Regions from separate parts of the Homo sapiens genome. Here region 1 is linked to region 2. Evidence: read pairs that join two places in POLR2A ChIA-PET (ENCODE). Cell type or tissue: MCF 10A. All regions are shown on one strand. Links, peaks and the distances in the headings refer to the core of each region. The heading gives the core; the rest is flanking DNA. Region 1 overlaps HTRA1 (HtrA serine peptidase 1). Region 2 has its middle 13 kb from the start of ARMS2.

Evidence for each region. Peaks named below come from ENCODE experiments on the same cell type or tissue, not always from the same donor. Only the 100,000 strongest peaks of a DNase experiment are listed, where the experiment ranks them.
Region 1: POLR2A ChIA-PET joins it to region 2 with 7 read pairs; 4 of 35 experiments call an interaction of 5 or more read pairs at or near these places.

What each region holds. Positions count from the first base shown.
Region 1 is chr10:122,489,625-122,493,942 of GRCh38, forward strand. It overlaps HTRA1 (HtrA serine peptidase 1), which reads left to right. Exons shown (of 9, transcript NM_002775.5): 3 at 1-2. Among named protein-coding and RNA genes, the nearest start is that of HTRA1, 30 kb to the left of the region's middle. In MCF 10A, for the core only: no CTCF peak of the experiment used is centred there; a DNase peak (open chromatin) is centred at 1,807.
Region 2 is chr10:122,439,469-122,443,862 of GRCh38, forward strand. It overlaps a transcript of PLEKHA1 not described here. Among named protein-coding and RNA genes, the nearest start is that of ARMS2, 13 kb to the right of the region's middle. In MCF 10A, for the core only: no CTCF peak of the experiment used is centred there; a DNase peak (open chromatin) is centred at 2,683.

The DNA of each region.
Region 1 (4,318 bases), core at 1-4,000, 50 kb after region 2:
AGGTAAGGGTGTTCTCGCCTGCAGAGGTGAGTTCTCAGATGCCCCGGAACACCCTTGGCAAAGGCACCAGAGCTCTCTGATTGCAGCTGATTCTCGGGGGGCACTGAAGCCAGTCTGAGCCAGTCACAGGAGGGCCTTGAGGAGATGCTGAGTATGGCCTGGGGGTGTGGGAGAGGAAGGGGCTCAGGAAAACTTCTGTAAGGAGCCAGATAAAAGTTTTTAAAATAATGTTTTAAATGTTTGTCAAAGAAAGCAATAGATTTGTAAAGAAATTAGTAGGTAAGTAGTGAAAATTGATTCTCCTTCCCATTCCCAATCCTGTGGCAACTCTTGTTACAGATTTTATTTATCCTCCACAGATACATCATGCGTTCACAATGAACATAGAATTTACTGGGTTTTAGACTGAGCCATCCTTAACTTGTCAACAGTTACTTTGAAAACAAACCAGCTCTCCCAAATTGGGGTTTTGCGGGGTTATGAGATGTGTTTCAAAAGAATGTTTCGTACTTTAAACATCTTGGAAAACTTGAATTAAAACAGAGCTAATGGATTTCTTCTTTCCAGACCTTCTCAGAGCTTTTAGTATGCTAGTGTGCACGTGGCTTGCCTACAAAAGGGTGTTGACTGAACTATTTGCCCAAATTATAATCATTTGAGTATACAGCTTTTTGTGGGGGCAGGCAGAACTGAGACATACCAAAATCAGTTTGGGAAATGCTGTATTTGAAAATGCTTTCTATTTAAATATTCTCTTTGCAATCATTTTTGCTCTGTTGATTTGCTTAGCAAAGTCTTCATGTCTGGGACAATATCCATTTCTTACTGACTCATCAAAAACCCCCACTCGACACGTCGATGAGAGAGGTTTTGTTTGCTGTGTGGCATGTTCAGTGAAAGCGTGGTTTCCAGTTTCTTCACATCCTTATAATTTTCTAGACTTCAGATGGAGGGAACAATCAGAGGAGGCTGGAATCCTGCCTCTGACCAAGGAAAAGACCAGAGGCTGAGCCAGGTGGGGTCTCTTGTCCAGCCCTCTGCTTGCCTCGCTTTACCTGGGTGTGGGCTGAGTAATTCCAGACAAGCGTGGAATTAATCTGGCTGTTTGTGCTGTTCAGTGGCACGCTGGTTACACCTCCTTCTGGAAACAACTCTGCGTGTGCTGTTTGGGTGGTAGGATTCCGGGTCTCCTTCTCCGTCTTTTTATAACATCAAGTTGCTGCCCAGCTCAGGCTCCTTTACGGCCAGTCTTCAGAAAACCACCAGCTAACACATTTACTACCCTCCTTCCCCGATGTTCCTGTAGCTTCTCTATGGCTGGGTGGCCAGGCATGGCCGAAGAGGCTCTGGGTAGATATAGGCTCTGTGCCCGGTGTGTGTAACTGGCCTTGAGTGAGGCTGCAGTTGTGTGTTATTTCTATTAGGTCACTGTGGAATTTCTAGCGACAACTAATCTTTCAAAGTGTGTTTATTGGTCACAGGATTATTGGGCCAGCCTCTGCCTTCATTCTTTTTCACCTAATCTGCATAATAGCTGTGTTATCCCCATTTTAGAGAAGAAGAAACAGGGGCTCAGAGAAGTCTAGTAACCTGTGTGAGGCCACACAGCAAACACCTCATGACCCTGCCCTCCTAAGGCAGCCCATGGCTACTGCTGGAGGGATAGAGGCCGGCCCCGTGGTTTGATGGGACAGCTTGACCTTAAACAGCCCATGGGAAGGCGGGTGCATCTGGTTTAGGAACAGGCTGCTAGAAAGGTATCCAGGATGTGGTAGTCTCACCGGAAGGAGCCAGTCAGAATAGCACAGCCTGTGGCCACGCGTGGGACCTGTTCAGCCTCATGGAGCTTTGGGAGGCAGCCAGCAGCAGGGCATGGGCTGTGTGCAGGCGAGGCGCTGGCCTGGACGCCGCCCCCACTGCGTAACTTCGTGTTTGGAATGCGTGGGCACATACCGTGCGGCTGCTTCTGGCCGGGGGATATTCTTTTCCAATTTTGAGCCAAGGTGGAGACTGTCTCCTCGTGCCATCCCTGGCATGTCCTGGCAAGACGTGAACGATCTCAATAGACGAGCTTTGCAGAGTGTGTCTGACCTGACTCCTGCTGTCTTGGGAGTTTAGCTCTTCAGCCAGCAGCATGCTGTTTGACATGTGTTTCAAGCCCCCCAAGAAAGGGTGCTTGAAATTTAAAATTGAACTGATGTGGCTTTTCAAAATGGAATTGGAAATGAAAGGATATTAAATTGCAGACACCCACACAAAAGACTGGTTTCCACTGACTAAACTGCTTTTTTTTGCTGATAGTAGTTGAAAGTAGGGAGAGTAACAGCATCTCTTCCAGCTTTTTCTCTTTTGTTCCCTTGTTTTGATGATGGGTTATTTCGGGGGAAGCTCTGGCTGGCCTTGCTTTGTGTCATCTTAGGGATAACAAAGAGGATGAAAGAGATCAGGAAAACCGAGAAGGCAGAACAGAACCAGCAGAAACTGTGCTTGAGGAATGAAAATCACCTACACGGCTCCTTGTCATATGAGACTGTGGCCCAGCCTCCTGCAAAGCCATTTAAGAGTAACCCAGTGAAGCTGGTGAGACTGCCTGCCGCGTCCGTGGGCCCAGTGACTAACTCGGTGGCTTATCATCTGGGCCCAGCTCCTCCCCTGGCATCCTGATTTCACTTGGAGGGGCCCCCGTTGTCCTTCATAAACATGTTTATTTCATTTTATTTTTATGTTTTGAGACAGAGTTTTACTGTTGCCCAGGCTGGAGTGCAGTGGCGCCATCTCCGCTCACTGCAACCTCCACCTCCAGGACTCAAGTGATTCTCCTGCCTCAGCCTCCTGAGTGGCTGGGACTACAGGCGTGCACCACCATGCCTGGCTACTTTTTGTATTTTTAGTAGAGACCGGGTTTTGCCATGTTGGCCAGGCTGGTCTCAAACTCCTGACCTCAGGTGATCCACCTGCCTCAGCCTCCCAAAGTGCTGGGATTACAGGTGTGAGCCATTGCGCGTGGCTGTAAACGTGATATTCTTGAGACTTTCAGTGAAATAAGAATTGCCACGGACATCTGTGGTCATTGTCCACTTGCCACTCACCTACCCCCTTTTCTGGCAGCAACAGCCGGCATTTCACATGTCCATCATCGGACAGCGTAGGTGGGACCATCAGTCATGGTGTCCTACCCTCTGTGGCCAAGGAGTGGACACAGGACCCAGTTAGGGCAAGCAGAGGCTCCCCTTGGAATCGCAAAGTGAAGCTGGATGCCACCCACAGAGACTAACATGGTGAAGCTGCTGTAGCCCCTGCTGTTGAGCCCCCAGCACTGCCTGAGTTCTTGCACTTTGTGAGTCCAGTTTAATATCTGCTTTTCCTCCCATTCTTGGAGCTCCCCTCACATCTCCAGTGGCTTGAAGTTGCCAGAGATGTTTCTGGGCTTGTGACCAAATGACTCCTTTTCTGCTTCTCACTGCTGAGCAGACACATGTGCGCTCACTTTGCCTGCTGAGTCTTGGGACCCGGAAGAGCTTTTGGGAGACAATCACGGACCAGCCCCCTCTTGCCTGCCCTGCTGTCTCCCTCCAAGCAGGAGGTGAGAAGGTGTCCACCTGCAGCCCCGGCCAGGCATCCCTTTCTGTGCTTCTGCCCAAATCTGAAATTCCCCTCTCCTTGGGACCCACGACTGGGGCCAGCCTGCCTGGGGAGGGAATCCCAGCTGCAGAAAGTCGGGACAGTGTGCGTGTAAACATGTTAATAGAAAGCAGCTTTGAGGGCAGACTAGTTCAGCTTCAGTTACAAACTCTTTCCAAATGCGTTTAACATGAGCCACTGGCTGTGCGCAGCATATGTCAAGCTTTCATCCAATGGTGGCATTTTGTCCCTGCGGGGTTTTTTTTTCCTGAGCAGTTTGGGGCAGGGGTGGGGACAGGGAGAGAGAAAAGTAAAAAGAGAGCAGTTTGGTTTCTTCAGGCTGGAGTACAAGGCAGAGGTAATGGGATGTATTGAAGAAGGTAGGAGGGAAAGTTACTTTAGCTACAGCTATTTGTCCAGCTGTGCTGATTAAGAAACTTGGAGAAAAGCATCTTTGGAATCATGTCCTTCCCATCTTATATACAGCCTTTGCAGATTTCCTGCTGTTCTGAGAGAGATCTGAACTCCTTACCAGGACCTTGAGGGCCCCACCTGATTGGGCACCCCTCACTCTCTCTGCCCCTCCTCCCCTTCCCCTCCTCCCCTCCTTTCTCCACCCCCACCTGCTCTGCTCAGACACCCCTTCCTTGGTTGCTTCCCACAGGCCAGGGCTGTCCCCTGGGGCCTTGGCTGTTCC
Region 2 (4,394 bases), core at 330-4,329:
CGCCTGTAATCCTAGCATTTTGGGAGGCCAAGGCATTTCTCAGGCTGGATCACCTGAGGTCAGGAGTTCGAGACTAGCCTGCTCAACATGGCGAAACCCTGTCTCTACTAAAAATACAAAAAATTAGCCAGGCATGGTGGCAGGTGCCTGTAATCCCAGCTACGTGGGAGGCTGAGGCAGGAGAATTGCTTGAACCCGGGAGGCAGAGGTTGCAGTAAGCTGAGATGGTGCCACTACACTCCAGCCTGGGTGACAAGAGTGAAACTCCATCTCAAAAAAAAAAAGTTGGTATTCTATACTCCTTAAAGAGTTAGTGGACTTCCGCTAGGAAATCCTCTCAACCTGGTGCTCTTTTGAGGGTGTGCCATTGACAACCTCCTCATTTCCTCTATGAGAATTGATATGCTTAGGCTTTCTATCTTTTCTGGGGTCAGTTTTGATCAATTATATCCATAGAAAATTATACATTTTATCTAAGTTTTTAAATGTATTTGCATGGAGCTGAGCACAATATACAGAACTTATTTAAGGAGAAATGCATTACTGCAGATCCCACTTTGTTCTTCAACTCAAAATATCCAATGCTGTGAAGATTGCTTATATGACAAGTTGTGCTATCTTCTGATTTTTACCTGGAAGCAATGTGATCACAAACATACCACCAGATTAAAGTGGTAGTACTCAGGTAACAGGAGGCCATCCAAATTAAATTTAGGAGTCTTTAAAAAATTATCAAAATTCAATGTAAAAAGTATAATTTCTTGTAAAGAACATGTGGTTCCTGGAGAACATGTCTAGGTTCCCCATTTGAGAAACACTGTCCTAGTGAATAGCATTTGAACTTATCCTACGTTCATTGCCCTTCCATGTCCACCTTCTCACACAGTGCTTCTGTGTATATCTGGCACTCCAGTTCAACTGAACCTTTCCATCTCCCTGTTTCCCACCTTCCTGCTATTATTTGTGCTGTTTCTTCTGCCTGGAACGCCACTTTCCTAATAATTGTTGCCTGTTAATTCCACACCTTCAATTCTCACCAAAATGCCACTTTCTCCTTGAAGTGTTGGAATTGCTTTCTCATCTTTCCCATCACACAAGCCTTGGTGACCCCAAAACACTGGATTCCCTTCTCCCTTCCCATGCCAACGTTCAGTACAGTTCATTGGAACAGAATTCACTTTAAGCTTTGCTCTTAAACTTTGGCCTAGTAAATAGCTTTTCTCCTTTCACTGTAGTCCCTTTTAAAAGCCAAAGACTTCAAAATTTGGAAGAGATTAGAAAATGAAAACAGTCCAAATCCAGCTCTTTGTTGATTAGATTGGCCCAAAGGGGACATAAATAAGACAAGCAAAATGCAAACGAATTCTAGTAGTAATGGCCACTGTATAAGCACTGCACCAGTGCAGTGGTTTCAGCAGCTGGTCCTGGGCCCCTTTCATACTTAATGTATGTTTGGTTTTACGTTTAATTTTAGGTGCTAACAATTACCTCATGGGCCCCTCTTAAGTCTGCTGTGAGAGAAATCCTAATCCCCTAAGGCAGTGGTTCTCAAAGTGTGGTCCCTGAGACCAACAATGTCAACATTACTGAGAACTTGCTAGAAGTGCAAATTATTGCTCCCATCCCAGTCCTACTGAATCAGATTTTCTGGGATTAGGGCAGGCAATCTGTTTTAACAAGGCCTACAGGTGATTCTGACATCCATTAAAGTTTGAGATCGGCTGGGCATGGTTGCTCACACCTATAATCGCAGCACTTTGGGAAGCCGAGGCGAGAAGATTGCTTGAGTTCAGGAGTTCGAGATGAGCCTAGGTAACATAGTGAGACATCGTCTCTACTAAAATTCAAAAAGAATTAGGCATGGTGGTGTGTGTCTGTAGTCCCAGCGACTTGCATTGCGTGCTGAGGTGAGAGGATCGCTTGAGCCTGGGAGATCAAGGCTGCAGTGAGCCCTGAGTGTCACTGCACTCCAGCCTGGGCAACAGAGTGAGACCCTGTCTCAAAAAAAAAAAAAGTTTGAGATCCTCTGCCCTAAGATATCCATTATCCATTACATGTAAGGAATTAACTTCTCTCCTATGCGACCAGGATGGCCTTTGTTACATAGTATCCTTAGAGCTGAGAAAACAGTTACCTAAATCACTGCCTGTGTTCTGTGGTTCAGATAAAGAACCCACTGAAAGAGGCTGCGTGCATGAACCGGCTCTGACCAACTGAACATGAAACACAGGTTGGAATAAAAATATTTTTTTATTTGATGGTCTTCCATATAGACAGAATTTCATCAGGAATCAAAGAAAGGTGGTTACCACATATAAACACCAACTAAACTCTGAGCTTTCTGGCAACTGAAAAGGAAAACGTTGAGTTCTAGAATAGCCTTTGTTGTTTGATGCAACTAACCATATCACCTTTTAGAGCTAGAGAACCGTCCAGGTATTAAATGTTTGGAATCTTTTATGATGTGGATTGTGCTACAGGGGACACTGAGTAACGTGGGGACCAATGTCCTTCACAGTTTTTGTAGAAAAATTTTTAGGTGGTCTTCCATATTCACCCTTAGAAGCAAGGACAACCCTTCGAGTGTAATTCCGTGGAGATGATTTCCTTCTGACTCAAACACCCATAGCTTCCCTGTCTGTCCATTTCGTGAGCTCCTCATTACCTTCCATGACTCACTTTTCCATGTGACACGGAGCCTCCCTGGCTTCCACTGCTGATACTGACCATTCCTTTCTTTGTTCTCTATGCTGCCGTGGACACAGAGCCACCATCGCTGTTAACTGTACTAGAGTCTTTACTTTTTTTTTCTTTTGTGAGCCTAAGCCTTCCTCAAGACAAGAATCTTTGTTTTGTTTAAAAAAAGAATAGCCTTAATGTTTTTTTTTCTGATTTTAAAGTGAACACCCTATTGTAGAACATCCATGTAAGCAAAAAGAAAAAAAATAAAAATGATTTGTAATTTCTCCAAGAAATGACCTGTGTTGACATTTCAGTGATTATACTTCCAAGTCTTTTACTAAATGTGTACGTAAATAGCTTTATTTTTGTGTGTGTAAAAATCTGTAGCCTCTGTAAACAAGCCAAATGTCATATACACCCCACACAAAACAATAAAAGCAAAAATCACCAGACTTCTCATGACTCGACTTTGTTCTGGATGGCTCTTTGTGCTTATTTACACATAGACATTGGCAAGTTGACATATTTGGGACCATGCCATACATGTTGTTTTGTAGCCTGTTTTCCATGTAGCAGTATGTTACAGACACCCTCACTTATCAATAAATATATGGACACCACTATTTATAAAGGCTTAAACTTTGGTCTTCCCTTGTGTATTTATACAGAAAAAAACTTTAACCATTCCTTTACTGGACATTTTGATTGTTTCTACTTCTTCACTTTTTTTTTTTTTTTTTTTTTGAGACGGAGTCTTGCTCCGTCGCCCAGGCTGGAGTGCAGTGGTGCCATCTTGGCTCACTGCCAGCTCCACCTCCCGGGTTCATGCCATTCTCCTGCTTCAGCCTCCCGAGTACCTGGGACTACGGTGCCTGCCACCACGCTCAGCTAAGTTTTTGTATTTTTTTTTCAGTAGAGACGGGGTTTCACCGTGTTAGCCAGGTTGGTCTGGATCTCCTGACTTCATGATCTGCCCGCCTTGGCCTCCCAAAGTGCTGGGATTACAGGCGTGAGCCACCACGCCCGGCCATTCACTATTTTAACAATACTGCAGGCCATGTCTTTTCTCCACTAGTAATACACTCCCAGGCATGGGTTTGTTGCTCTCAAAGGTATATGCACTTCCTACCATGGTCAAATGACATAGGAAGGATGTACAAATTTATGCTCCCATCAGTAGTGCATAACAGTGCAGGCCGGGCATGGTGGCTTACGCCTGTAATCCCAGCACTTTGGGAGGCTGAGGTGGAGAGATCACCTGAGGTTGGGAGTTCGAGATCAGTCTCACCAACATGGAGAAACCCCATCTCTACTAAAAATACAAAATTGGCCGGATGTGGTGGCACATTCCTGTAATCCTAGCTACTTGGGAGGCTGAGGCAGGAGAATCGCTTGAACCCGGGAGGCGGAGGTTGCAGTGAGCCGAGATCATACCATTGCACTCCAGCCTGGGCAACAAGAGCGAAACTGCGTCTCAAAAAAAAAAAAAAGTGCCCATTTCCGCACATCCTTGACAGTACTGGGTTTTGTCCATACTTTTAATTTTTGGCAATCTGATTAAAGAAAAATGATATATTATGATTTTTATATTTATTTGAAAACTATAAGGTTTTTTTAAATGTTAACATTTCTATTTATCCTTTTTGTGAATTGCCTGTTTTTATCACAAGCTTTTCATTGCTGTTTGAAGTTTTCTTATTTATTTCTAAGAA